Linked DNA regions of Homo sapiens: all the other regions are linked to region 2. The links are chromatin contacts, found by Hi-C or POLR2A ChIA-PET in ENCODE. All regions are on one chromosome and are shown on one strand. The core of a region is the stretch at or near the end of the contact, and the rest is flanking DNA. Distances in the headings are between cores, read along the strand shown. Region 1 holds the start of CMKLR1 (chemerin chemokine-like receptor 1). Region 2 holds the start of CORO1C (coronin 1C). Region 3 overlaps ACACB (acetyl-CoA carboxylase beta).

Region 1 (4,078 bases), core at 151-2,650, 390 kb after region 2:
TTGAGGATGGTGGGGAGAGGTCGGTGGGGTTCTAAGGCTGATCAGACGATGAGGACATAGTCCTCCACCTGCCCAAGACTTTGAGGCCCAAAACACAGGTTTCTCTCCTTCTCTCCCTCCCTCCCCATCTCCCTCTCCCTTCACCTTCCCCTCCTCCCCATTACCTTCCTCCCTGCCCTCCCTTTTCTTCCTTTCTTTCTTCTCCTCCCTTCCCCTCTCTTCCCCTCCCCTGCCCTTCCCTTTTCTTTTTCTTTCTAAAAATATTATTTTAGGCAGTCGTAGGCAGTCTTGGCTTTGGAATCAGACAGACTCAGATCCAGCCATGGCTCGGTCAGCATGAGCTTGGCGCCCTGGGCAAAACGACTTCTGCTCTGTGGCCCTAGCATCCTCATGTGTAGAATGGGCAAGTGATGCCCCCCCGACGTGGGTGGTGGTTCACACGGCTTACTCCATGGAAGCACTTGGCACAGGGGCCCACATGGGCACTTCTGTTATTTCTTCAGTCTGGAGGCCAAGGGTGGGCCTCCGAGCCAGACAACATAGTTGGAATCCCAGCTCTGTCAGCTGCTGGCGGTGTGGTCTTGAGCAAGTGACTTAATCTCTCTGTACCCCAGTTTCCTTATTGGTAAGACTGGAGTAGTAATAATTCCTGTTATCTAGGGTTGCCGTGAAGAGTAAGTACGCATCGCCTAGCACGCTGCCTGGCTGTCGGTTGTTTTGATTATTCCACTAATGATGGTGACCACACAGCCGATGAACCAGGCACTTAGCGCCTGGTTAGGGCAGGGAACAGAATACAGTTCTTTCCCTACAGAGTTCCTGGTGCAAGGAGTTCTCGGTGCAAGGAGAGAGACATCTTAACAGGCAAGGACAGCACTGCATCAGTGAGGTGATGGGGTGACCCTGAGGGGCACAGCAGCCCCCGAGGGTTGGGGAAGGCTTCCCTGGGAGGTGACCTTCAACCTGAGACCTGAAGAGGCAGTAGGAGACCATCGGGCCACGAATTAGGGCAGGAATAGCATCCAGGTGGGAGGAACAGCGTTGCAAAGGCCCAGGGTGAGAGGCAGCCAATCTCTCGGTCAGTGTGGAGCTTGAGCCCCTCACCGGGAGCAGAGGCGCTTGCACTTCCCCCAGCAGCCGGGTGCTCAGATGTGCTCCCTGTTTGCGCTCAGTGGGCACGGCTCCCCGGCTGCAAGAGGCTGCCAGAGGGGCGGGTCGTCCCCAGCGGGCCCCCGCCGCCACCCACAAGCCCAGTCCCCGGCTGGTAGGGGCACCCTCCCCTCGCAGCCCCCTCTCCACGCAGCTAGCCGCCCCCGCCCTAGGTCAGCCCAGTTTCCTGCCCCTCCCTCCTGCTCTCCTCCCTCCAGCTGTTTCTCTGGCTGAGTTCTGTCCCAGTCCCATTCAGGGAAGCAGCCCCGGCGGCCAGCAGGGAGCTCAGGACAGAGCAGGCTCCCTGGGAAGCCTCCGGGTGATAGGGGTGTTCCAGCTGCGGCGCTCTGGGGGTTCAGAGGGGGATCTTGAATGAACAAATGAATGAACTGCTTTCTGGGCAAACAGCCACAGCCAGAGGAGCCTGTGATTGGCAGAAAGAAGCCAGGGTGTGCAAGTCTCCCCAACAGCCTCGAGTGGCCTGCAGTCACAGGGAACCCTCAGGAAGACCTTCCGGGCAGAGACCAGAGGGAAGGTATCATCACACACTTGCCTTGGGTGTCTTCTGAGGGGGGCCAGGGAAGGGGAATGAATACTAACAGAGAGAAAAGTTTGTTTCTTTTTATAATTTCATATTTGTTAAAAGGAAGAGTTTTGTTATTATTTTCAGATGTCAAAAGTAATGCATGTTCATTGTTTAAAGAAATAGCAAGGATACACAACTAAATATATGAATGTGGATTTCCACATCTAGTTTGGTAACCTGCTTAACCACAGATTGTGAACTTTTTTCCATATCACCTATATTCTTCCAATATACATTTTTCATGGCTGCATAGAAAGGCTATCTTAAGATTATTTGACTTTTCCATAATAGATTTGCTTCTTTTTTTTTATTAGAACAGTGCTGCAATGAATATTTAGTATGACATCTTTGTGTGTGTGTCTTATGAATACCTTTTAGAAATTGCTAGATTTAAGGTTTGCCTATTTTTAAGACTTCTGAGCTTTTGGTCACACTGCACCCTGGAAGGCCGTGGCAGCTTGACCTCTCTACGATGTTATACCAGGGCACAGTATTCTCACATACTAAACCCACCTTGTTGCTACCCATCCCTTAAACTTTCCCTGATGTGAAGTCGAGAATAATATCTAGATGCTTCAATAGGCATTTCATTTCTTTGTTAGTGTTGATTCTCTTTTATAAACTTATTTTTCACATTTCTAGTCTGACTCTCCTGTTCAAGTCTGTTCCCATTTTTTTCTCCTCTGGGGGCATGTTTATCTTTTTCCAATTGATATCTAAGGGTTCTTTGTATATAAAGGACACAAAACCTTTGCCGGCACTCTCTGTTGAAAATATTCCACTCCCTCCTCTGTCTTCAGAATAGCCCATTTTAAATGGGCAAGCCAGCTTTGGCAAAATTATAAGCATTACAACATCAGGGAACTACTACTTGATATAAGCCCAATCACTCAGACCTGTGCGGTTCAGAGATGCCAGATCACTGGTCTGAGGTCACACGCCTGAACGTCCAGGTTCTGAGTCTTTCTTTTTCTATTAGGGAAAGCCCTCAACTTCCCTTTTGCATCCCCTACCTCCTTCTCAAGACCAATCTTCTCTGTGGTTCTTGCTGTATCTCCTGCCCCTTCCAAACTGGTTTGAAGGTAAGATTCCTCTAAATGCCTTGGCTGCTGAGGTGAGTGTGACTGGGTCATTCAGGCCTCTGGTGCAGGAGGAGGCAGCTTGGCCTTTTCTTTAACCTAAACCAGTGGCACTCAAATGATGATGTGTCATACACTTGGGAGGTCCACAGGAGAGTTATCTCTTGATGCACAGGGGCCTTCTTTGGACTCCCCCAAAACTTCAGGGAACAGATAACCTTAACTTTGGGCAAGTCATGCCTTTCTCTGGCTTGACTTGTTCTGAGAAGTCCCCTACCCGCACTGGGTCAGGGCTTGTCTGCTAGGCTCTCCCAGGGCCTATCCCTCCCTTATCACGGCTCCTACCACACCGTGTTCTAATGACCAGTCATCTTGTCTGTCTCTCCTTCTAGCCGGGAGGCCCCTAGAGGCCAGATCTGGGATATTACTTTTTTTCTGCATCCTCAGTCCCCTGCACAAGAACTAGCATATATTAGGGTCATTGTTCATGGAATAAATAAAGTAACCAGGTGTCAGTTTCACCATCTGTAAAATGGGGTGGGGGAAGTTGGACTGAAGTCCCATCTCTTAGATGTTTACCTAATAACTCCTCTCAGTTTGCAAACCACTTTCTCGAGATGATTTTATCAAATCCTCACCATGGCCACATGATGAAGGTACTATTAACATGCCCATTTTACAGATTAGGAAACAGAAGCCTGGAGAGTTCTGATGCTAGACCTCCCCACAAAAGGGAGTAGAACATTGTGCAAGAAGGGGCACCTTGGTCTTAGGCAAGGTACTCCCACTCTCTGGCCACAATAATATCATCTGTAAATAAGGATGATATTATTTGATATTATTATCACTCTGGGGGTGGGCTTGAATTGGCCTGCCACCTGCCAACTGAGTGACATGGAATCAGTTATTCCTCATCTTTGTGCCTGAGTTTCCTCATCTATAAAATGGGAATATGATCAGTAACTGCCTCATAAGATTATTCTAAAGAGTAAATGAGATCATACAAGTAAAGCTGTAAGCAGAGGATTTGTTGTAAAATAAGGTCTCTATAAACATTAGCTATTGTTCTGATGATCATTTCTATTCCACTGTGCCTGTCTATACCTGTGACACTCATCTGAGCCAAATGGAAATTATTATTGATTTCTTTAGTGGATTATTAATGCTCTTATTCCCACTGATGTACAAGAAAACCAAAAGCTTATTTCATTCTCTTTGAGCTACACCACATGGGTGCAGACATTACCGCCAGTTGCGAGGCTAT
Region 2 (4,257 bases), core at 133-2,632:
TTTTGCCATTCCTTTTAATGGCAAAAAGTAATGCCACGATCATGGCTGCTAATATGATCTCATGGAACCCTGTGAGGGAGGGGCTGTTATCCCCATTTTACAGATAAAGAAACTGACCCTTAGAGAGGATAAATAATTTGCTGTGATAGCTGTCTTAGTTCAGGTCAAGCTTGATTTAAATAACACACGTTTCTGAGGCTGACGCTTAAAATAAAAAATCCCCCTGTGAATGGCAAAGATGCCTTGCTTTGGGAAGTAAATAGCCCTACCCCACAGTCGGTTCGGTTCCCCAGGCTCTGTTTCCTCAAATCTCGGTATTTCAGAGCTTGGTGTTTCAGAAAGGGACTTTAGCTATTAACAGGACAACTTCTTCATGCTGAAGATTAGGGGACTCAGGCCCAAAGAGGTAAGAGAACTGTCCCAGGTCACACAGTCTGACGGCCGCAGAGCTGAGGCTCAAATTCCCGTGCTCCGACTTTCAGGCCTGGGCCGCCGAGTTATTAAGGGACTCTGGCCAGGGAAAGGAAGGGAGGAACCCTGAAGTTTCCATTCCCTCACCTGCGAAATGGGGTCAATCACGGGCCCTCTTTGGGGTTACGTGGGTGTGGCCCAGCCCAGGGGCGGCCACTCTGCACTAGGAATGTGACAATGGACGGTTCAGGGAGGGCTGGAACGTCGGCAGTCCTCAAGGGAGGTGGTGGTAGGGTGTGACGGAGCCAGGGCGGAGCCTCGGGAGCCAGAGGCGTGGATTCGCGAATTCGGGGCGGGGCTTGGGGTTTAAACGTTGAGATGGGGTAGTGGGCGGGGCTTGAGATGCTAGGAATAGGGTTGCGGTCCTTGGGCGGGGCTTCTGGAAGACGGGGCGGGGCTTTGTGAGGCCGCTGGGCGAGTTCTGAAGCAGTGGGAGGGGAGCCGGGCTTAGGGAAGCAGGAGGCTGGTTTAAGGACTCGGATAGGCAGTGCGCGGGGCTCAGAGGAGCTAATGTTCCTGTATTGAGGGGCTCTGGGGGAATCTTTGAGGAGCCAGGGGACGTGGCCTTGCAGAGCCTAGCGGGTCAGTGGGCGGGGCTCTAAGAACCCCGCTCCGGGGTCTAAGGAGCAGTGGGCGTTGCTCGGAGGCGCCTGTGGGCGTGGCCCTCTACCACTCAGATGACTGGAGAGCGGGGCGTGCGCTTGGGCACCGCCTGCATCCCTCGGTGCGACCAGAGGGGGCGTAGCGAGGCGTGGAACGTGGGGTGGGAAGCGGGCTTCCCCTCCGGAAGTGGGCGTGGCGCACAGCGGCCCGGCAGCCCTGGTTGGGTCCCGCGCGGCGCGGGGGCGGGGCCTACGCGCGGTGGCGGGGGCGGTGGCGGCTGCCCGCGCCCCTCCCCCGCACGGCGCTCAGTGCCAGGCTGGAGGCGGCAGCGGTTGGAGGCTTCGCCCGGCTTTGCAGCGGGGACTTCGGCGGCGGCGCCTCAGGCACCTCGGCCCGGGTGAGCGGCTCGCGCCCGGCGGGGGCAGCCTGAGAGCGAGTCGGGCGGGCGGACCTGTCCTCTGAGCATGTGCCTGCGCCGCCTGACAGGAGCCGGCGGGGCGAGGGGCAGGGCTAGGTGGAGGGGACAGTGCTGGGTGGGCGCGCGGGGCGCGGGTTCACGGGCTGGGTTGCAAGGGGTTAGGGCCGGGGGCTGCTGTCGGGGGCTCGGGGAAAGGGAGTTGGGGACCGAACCAGGTGGCGTGGGGAGCGTGAAGCAGGGTCCCTGTGGGGAGGAGGCTTTCGAGGTCCGGAACGCTCCTGGCCGGGTGCGGAGCCGCGGGCCGAGGTGGGACGAGGCTGCCCAGGGAAGGCTTTTAGGGGTCAGGGATCGCCTGCTTGGGCGAGGTGCTGGGAGGGAAGGGCTGCTTCGGGCGAGGCGTAGAGCCCGGGGGCTCCAGGCCTGGGGACTGGGTTTGGGCCGCCCCAGGGAACGAGTGGGTGGGGGCGGGTAGGGGCCGGGCTCACGTGGGGCCGGGGCGAGCTGGGCCCTGCGTCGGGAGGGGCGAGGGCGGCCGCCTGGCCTGCGGGTTTCCTGGCTTTGGGTGCGAGACCAGCTCTGGGCCCTGCAGATCTCGGTTGGGGGTCAGGCGGGGCGGGGCAGAGCTGGAGCTGGAGTAATGTGGGTGGGGGCGGCTTGGGAAGAGGCTGAGCCCGGCCAAGGGAGCAGAGGGCTGGGACTGGCTGGGGGTTGGGAGGGGAGGAACGAAGCAGGAAGGCTGTCGGATCGGGGGCCCAGGGTGTCCGAGTGAACTGGGTGATTCAGAGGTGTGTTTCCCTAATAGCGGGGCAGCTGGCGAGGGACGCAGTAAAAAGGAGCGAGGTGCAGGTGGGGCCCCGCTGCGCCGAAATGACTGAGGATGAGGTCAGACGTGGAGGGTGGGAATGCAGAAACCGAGCTCTCCCGCCTGTCCCCACCGGCGCACGCTCCCCAGCTCTCCGTCTCTCAAATGATTTGAATGTGTTGGGGGAAGTGGCAGGCTGCGGTGAGAGCTGAGAAGAAAGGGGCTTCCTCTTGGAGGGAGGCGCTGGCCCTGGCATCCTTTTTTGGGAGTGTTCAAAGGATTTTGAACGCTGGAAAAGGAATCGTAGGCTTTACTGCATCACGATTTAGAAACACATCCTATATTTGGCCGTAATGTAGGCTGCCCTTGTTTTGTGGTGTCTAAAGTGCTTGCTCTACATGTTGCAAACGTGGGATTCAGAGTGCGAAGCAAATTGCAAGTTGTTCATTTCCCCCGGCATGGTAAGATACAAAGGCTTTTCCCTCCTATAAGACATTTGAAAAGAATTGAATGTAGTGCGCGTTTAATAAACTGGTCCTGGGTGGCGAATATATTTACTTTTGGAAATAGTTACCACAAAATATTAGGCCCTCTTACCGCAGCCTTTCTGCCTGGGATTACATTCTAAAACAGTACTTGTAGGGCTCTTAGTCACTCTATATAATAATGCATCTCATTGTCCTTATCTGGCAGAACGTTCTCCTGACACCAGGGCCTGCTGGAATAGACAGAAACATGATTAAGTATAAGCAGTTGCTTTGTACCGTCTGTTCAGTTGTGAAGGCAAATAGATACCTGTTTAATATTAATTCACTTTCTGCATTCCCTGTAAAACTGAAGAAATGTGCAAAATCTATTTTGGACTTGGTTCTATACATTTCAGATGATTTAAGGAAACTAGTATTTTTGGTTTGGAGGTATGTTTCACAGTCATAATGTTTGGCTATGAAGCATAATAGTAAACATTGGATCTGAGAAATCGCATAAATAAGTAGGGAAAAAAGTGAAATAAAACTGAGAATTGTGTTGTACCTTAGGTCTTGAAGTGCAGTGTTTCGTGGTGGAGGTTAGTCGTGTGTACTGAGGATTGGACAAAGATTTGGTATAAACGTCAGGAGCACACATTTTTGACAAATATAGAACCTATCTTGTCCATATTTATTTTGATTACTTGTGGAAGGTACATTAAAGCCTGATGAATTTTAATAGATACATACCGATGAAACATAACTGCACACAATATTGACTTTTTCATGATCCTTTGTTACTTTGCCTGCAGATTGTGCTAATCAGCATTTATACTTATTTATATATAGTTTAGGATTAGATTCGGTGTCAGTGAATAGCATTTTTTTAAACACCGTTGGATTTTTTGATAAAAGTTTTATGTTTAACTTATCTGTCACTTCTGGGATCCACTCCAACCATGAGGAAGAGAGTCACTCTAACGACTATGAGATGGAATGTTCAAAAGGATGAATATCAATTCTTAGTTATATAAGTGGGTATGTCGACGAGTCTCTTCTTTATGATGGCAAAATTTTAATTTCTCATATTTTGATTTGTCACAAACTGGTACTTTAGAAACATATTATTAATTGGTCTGTTTTACCTTTGACCTCTTTTCCAGGGGTGGGGCAATAATAAATTTGAGAGCTACTTGCATTTTCAAGGTACAAATCCATGTGATAAAACCTCTTAAGCTTGTTTTCCATTTATGACTTCTCTGTGTTACTGTCTCCTTGAATTATGAAAACTCTTTTCTGACACTTGTATGTCTTTTTAAACTTAAGATACCTTTTCTGTATTAAAACAGAATTCTTCATGAATATTTCAGTATGACCTAGTACCTAGAATGTTAAGTAATAGAATCTCTCTGGGTTTTCTTTGCCCTAGTTCAGATCCTTTAAAGTGAGTGAACAAGATTCTGTACTCCTTTCTGAGTACTTTGTATTTCTAGAGT
Region 3 (3,761 bases), core at 134-2,633, 430 kb before region 2:
AAATGCTAAAGTATTAAGAGCCGTTATCTCTTTGCTATATTTTAAAAAATGTTCTGCAATGATGTGTTATTTTCAATAAGAAAAAAGCTATTAATTTTGTAAGAGGAACACCCATGTATACATGTAGGTATACACACACACACACACCACACACACACATACACACAAAAGAATACTACTGAGCCATAAAAAATTATATATATATATACACCAAATTTTCTGTATCTAGTCATCTGTTGGTGGACACTTAGGTTGATTCCATATCTTTGCTACTGTGAATAGTGCTGTGATAACTATACAAGTACAGGTGTCTTTTGATATAATTATTTCTTTATTTTATTTTATTTTATTTTTCTGAGACTGCGTCTCACTCTGTCGCCCAGGCTGGAGAGCAGTGGCATAATCTCGGCTCTCTGCAACCTCCACCTCCCAGGTTCAAGCAATTTTCCTCCCTCAGCCTCCCGAGCAACTAGGGTTACAGGTGCCCGCCACCATGTCCGGCTAAATTTTGTATTTTTAGTAGAGACGGGGTTTTACACGTTGGCCAGAGTGGTCTTGAACTCCTGACCTCAAGTGATCTGCCTGCCTCAGCCTCCCAAAGTGCTGGGATTACAGGCGTGAGACCCCACAACTGGACTCCTTGCTAATTTTATTTATTGTTTTCAACCAATCATGTTAAGATCCTCCCAATGAAAAGCGAATCTGACTGAGTGATTTCTTTTCCTTTGTGTACATACCCAGTAGTGGGATTGCTGGAGAGACTGGCAGATCTATTTTAGTTCCTTGAGAACTCTCCAAACTGTTTTCCACAGAGGTTGTACTAATCGACATTCCCACACACAGCCGCACCCCTCATTCTGTCCACGACCTTCCCTGACTGGCTGGCTTGATGGTTCAGCTTCAGAAAGTCTGAGACATCCCATTTCTACACACACAAACATTAAAACTCTAGCAATTTGACCTAAAGCACAACAAAGAAAAACTTCATTTGTGGCCTAGGGGGCAAAAAAACCATTCTTGGCCACCATGTTGATTTCGAAACTGGTGACAGAGCCCCTCCATCAGGCAGGCCACAAGCCCATTACCGCAGGCTAGGCAAGCGAACACACAAAGCTGCCGGACTGGCCTTGTTTCAGGCCCAATCTCCAGGCAAGTGGCTATTTTAATTCTTTTTGATAAAGCTGGAAGCCAACCAACATTGGCTCTAGAGAGCTGACCTTCGGCCAGCATTTGCTTCCACTGAAGGAGGATCATCCTAAGTGCCATTGTCCAGTGAGAAGCCCTGTCCTTATACAGCACGGCAAGGGTGAGAGCTGAAATGTTTCAAGGTGACTTTGGAAATGACTTCAGGTACAATCAACAGCAGAGGTGTCAGCCAAACACCAAATGCAGTCAGCTGCCGGAGCACAAGACCAGGCAGAATAGTATCAGGAATGGAGGAAATAAACATTCTCGGCTGCCCACTATGGACTGGGCACAGGGGGCCTCTCAGTGAATCTCCACAGCCCTGTATGGAGGAGTCTGTCATCTCCAGGTTCACGATGAGGAAACCGAGGTTCAGAGAGGACCATTTACCTCCAGTTTCACAGCTGGCAAGTGGCAGAGCCCCGTTTCAAATCCAACTCTAGCTGACCTCAGAATCTAACTTCTAGGCAGAAAGACAATCTGAGATAAATGGAAGCCCCTCTATTAACTGGACTTTTAAAACATGCATTACACATATGGCCTCTTATATTCCTCTCAAATAAGAGACAAACATGTATAATGCTGAGGTTTTTTGTTTGGTTGGTTGGTTTTTTTTTTTTTTTTGAGACAGAGTCTAGCTCTGTCACCCAGGCTGGAGTGAAGTGGCACCATCTCGGCTCACTGCAACCTCTGCCTCCCAGATTCAAGCGATTCTCCTGTCTCAGCCTCCCGAGTAGCTGGGACTATAGGTGCCTGCCACCATGCCTGGCTAATTTTTGTATTTTTAGTAGAAATGGGGTTTCACTATGTTGGCCAGGCTGGTCTCGAACTCCTGACCTCAGGTGATCTGCCCACCTTGGCCTCCCAAAGTGCTGGGATTACAGGGGTGAGCCACCGCGCCCAGCCCTGAGTGCTTAACTGGGGGAAATTTTGCTCCCCGGGGAGCAATACCTGGAGACATCTTTGATTGTCACAACTTGGGGGATGCGCTACTGGCATCTAGTGGGTGGAGACCAGGGATGCTGCTCAACACCCTGCAATGCACAGGACAGCCCCACAAAGAACTGGACAGCCCCAAGTGTCAACAGAGCCGCAGTTTAGAAACTCTGGTAGACTGCGGCCATCCTCCTAGGCTTTGAAGCCAGAATCTACCGCTTATAACCTGTGTAATCCTGGGAAAGTTACTTCAATACTCCCTGCCTCAGTTTCCTCACATGATGGAATTAACAGTTTATCCCTGGACCTAGCCAAAGTAAACAGCTTGCAACACTTTAGCTACCATGTACGTCTGCAGGATAGCATTACAGGAGCCCAGGCTGGGCCATTAGGCTAGGGCCCCGGCATTAATCAGACCTTCAATTTCTTCCCTCTCTTTTCTTCTATAAAATAGAGATGGTAACGGCTACCCGCACTGCTAAGAGCTGATTCTGAGCCAGGCAATTCTGTAATTACAACTACTTCCAAACAAGAAAGCAAGAAAGAACACTGTGTAGCCCAGTAAAGGTTGATATCGTTCAAACAGCACAAAACCACGCTCTCCAGAAATGGACCCTTGGAAATTTCTCAAGCCACCTGCCCCATCAGTACCCCCTGGGATGACTACCTTGGCTAGGCCAGGGGTGAGTGGGCAAACTAGGACCCATGGGTCAAATCCACTCGGCCACCTGTTTTTGTATCTCCCACAGGCTAAGAGCGGTTTTAACTTTTTAGATTGTTTTTTGTTTTGTTTCGTTTGTTTCGAAAGGGAGTCTTGCTCTGTCGCCCAGGCTGGAGTGCAGCGGTGTGATCTCAGCTCACTGCTACCTCCACCTCTCAGGTTCAAGTGATTCTCCTGCCTCAGCCTCCCGAGTAGCTGGGACTACAGATGTGTGCTACCACGCTCTGCTAATTTTTGTATTTTTATTAGAGACAGGGTTTTACCATGTTGGCCAGGCTGGTCTTGAACTCCTGACCTCAGGGCGATCTGCCCACCTTGGCCTCCCAAAGTGCTGGGACCACAAGTGTGAGCCACCGCACCCAGCCTTATTTGTTTTTTATAGAGACAGGGTCTCCCTCTGTTGCCAGGACTACAGTGCAGTGGTGCAAAAATAGTTCACTGCAGCCTCAAACTCCTGGGCTCAAGTGATCCTCCCACCTCAGCCTCCTGAGTAGCTGGGACTGCAGGTGTGCACCACCATGCCCAACTAATTGGTTTATTTTTGTAGAGACGGGGTTTCATCATGTTGCCCAGACTGGTCTCAAACTCCTCAAGCAACCCTCCTGTCTTGGTCTTCTAAAGTGCTGGGACTATAGACATAAGCCACCATGCCCAGCCAACATTTTTAAGTCATCGAAAAAAAAAAAAAAATCAAAAGAATCCTGTTTTGTGACACATAAAAATTATATGAACTTTGAATTTCCCCATCTATAAATAATGTCTGATTGAAACACAGCCAGGCCTGTTCAATTACATAACTATGGCTTCTGGTGCAGGAAACAGCAGAGTTGAGTAGTTACAACAGAGACCACATGGCCACAAAGCCAAAAATATTTACTGTCTGGCCGTTTATAATAGCAGTCTGCTGACCCCAAGCTAG

What was found. Hi-C counts contacts between places; a loop is a spot of excess contacts on that map. ChIA-PET counts read pairs that join two places held with the same protein, here RNA polymerase II (POLR2A). Pooled maps may share reads with other maps.
Region 1: a map of ascending aorta shows a loop between it and region 2 (5-fold over the local background). The contact joins the promoter of CMKLR1 here to the promoter of CORO1C in region 2. A Hi-C loop is called at or near these places in 1 of 168 maps with a recorded cell type or tissue (ascending aorta), 2 of 37 single-sample maps with no recorded cell type and 6 of 50 pooled maps.
Region 3: a loop to region 2 is called in a map of CD8-positive, alpha-beta T cell, with 2.4 times the contacts of the local background. The contact joins the enhancer-like site here to the promoter of CORO1C in region 2. A Hi-C loop is called at or near these places in 3 of 168 maps with a recorded cell type or tissue (CD8-positive, alpha-beta T cell and naive thymus-derived CD4-positive, alpha-beta T cell), 2 of 37 single-sample maps with no recorded cell type and 9 of 50 pooled maps. POLR2A ChIA-PET finds 5 or more read pairs at or near these places in 3 of 52 experiments (Caco-2, IMR-90 and WTC11).

The regions. Positions count from the first base shown.
Region 1 is chr12:108,336,633-108,340,710 of GRCh38, reverse strand. It overlaps CMKLR1 (chemerin chemokine-like receptor 1), which reads left to right and starts at 1,400. Exons shown (of 4, transcript NM_001142343.2): 1 at 1,400-1,684. RefSeq lists a silencer at 1,117-1,236 and an enhancer at 1,344-1,967.
Region 2 is chr12:108,728,643-108,732,899 of GRCh38, reverse strand. It overlaps CORO1C (coronin 1C), which reads left to right and starts at 1,382. Exons shown (of 11, transcript NM_014325.4): 1 at 1,382-1,471. RefSeq lists an enhancer at 708-1,511 and silencers at 1,124-1,633, 1,824-2,103.
Region 3 is chr12:109,158,138-109,161,898 of GRCh38, reverse strand. All of the region lies in intron 2 of ACACB (acetyl-CoA carboxylase beta), which reads right to left. Among named protein-coding and RNA genes, the nearest start is that of ACACB, 43 kb to the right of the region's middle. Within about 2 kb of position 1,383, at least 6 of the 41 ENCODE cell types and tissues checked have a DNase peak (open chromatin) inside an H3K27ac peak, as active enhancers do.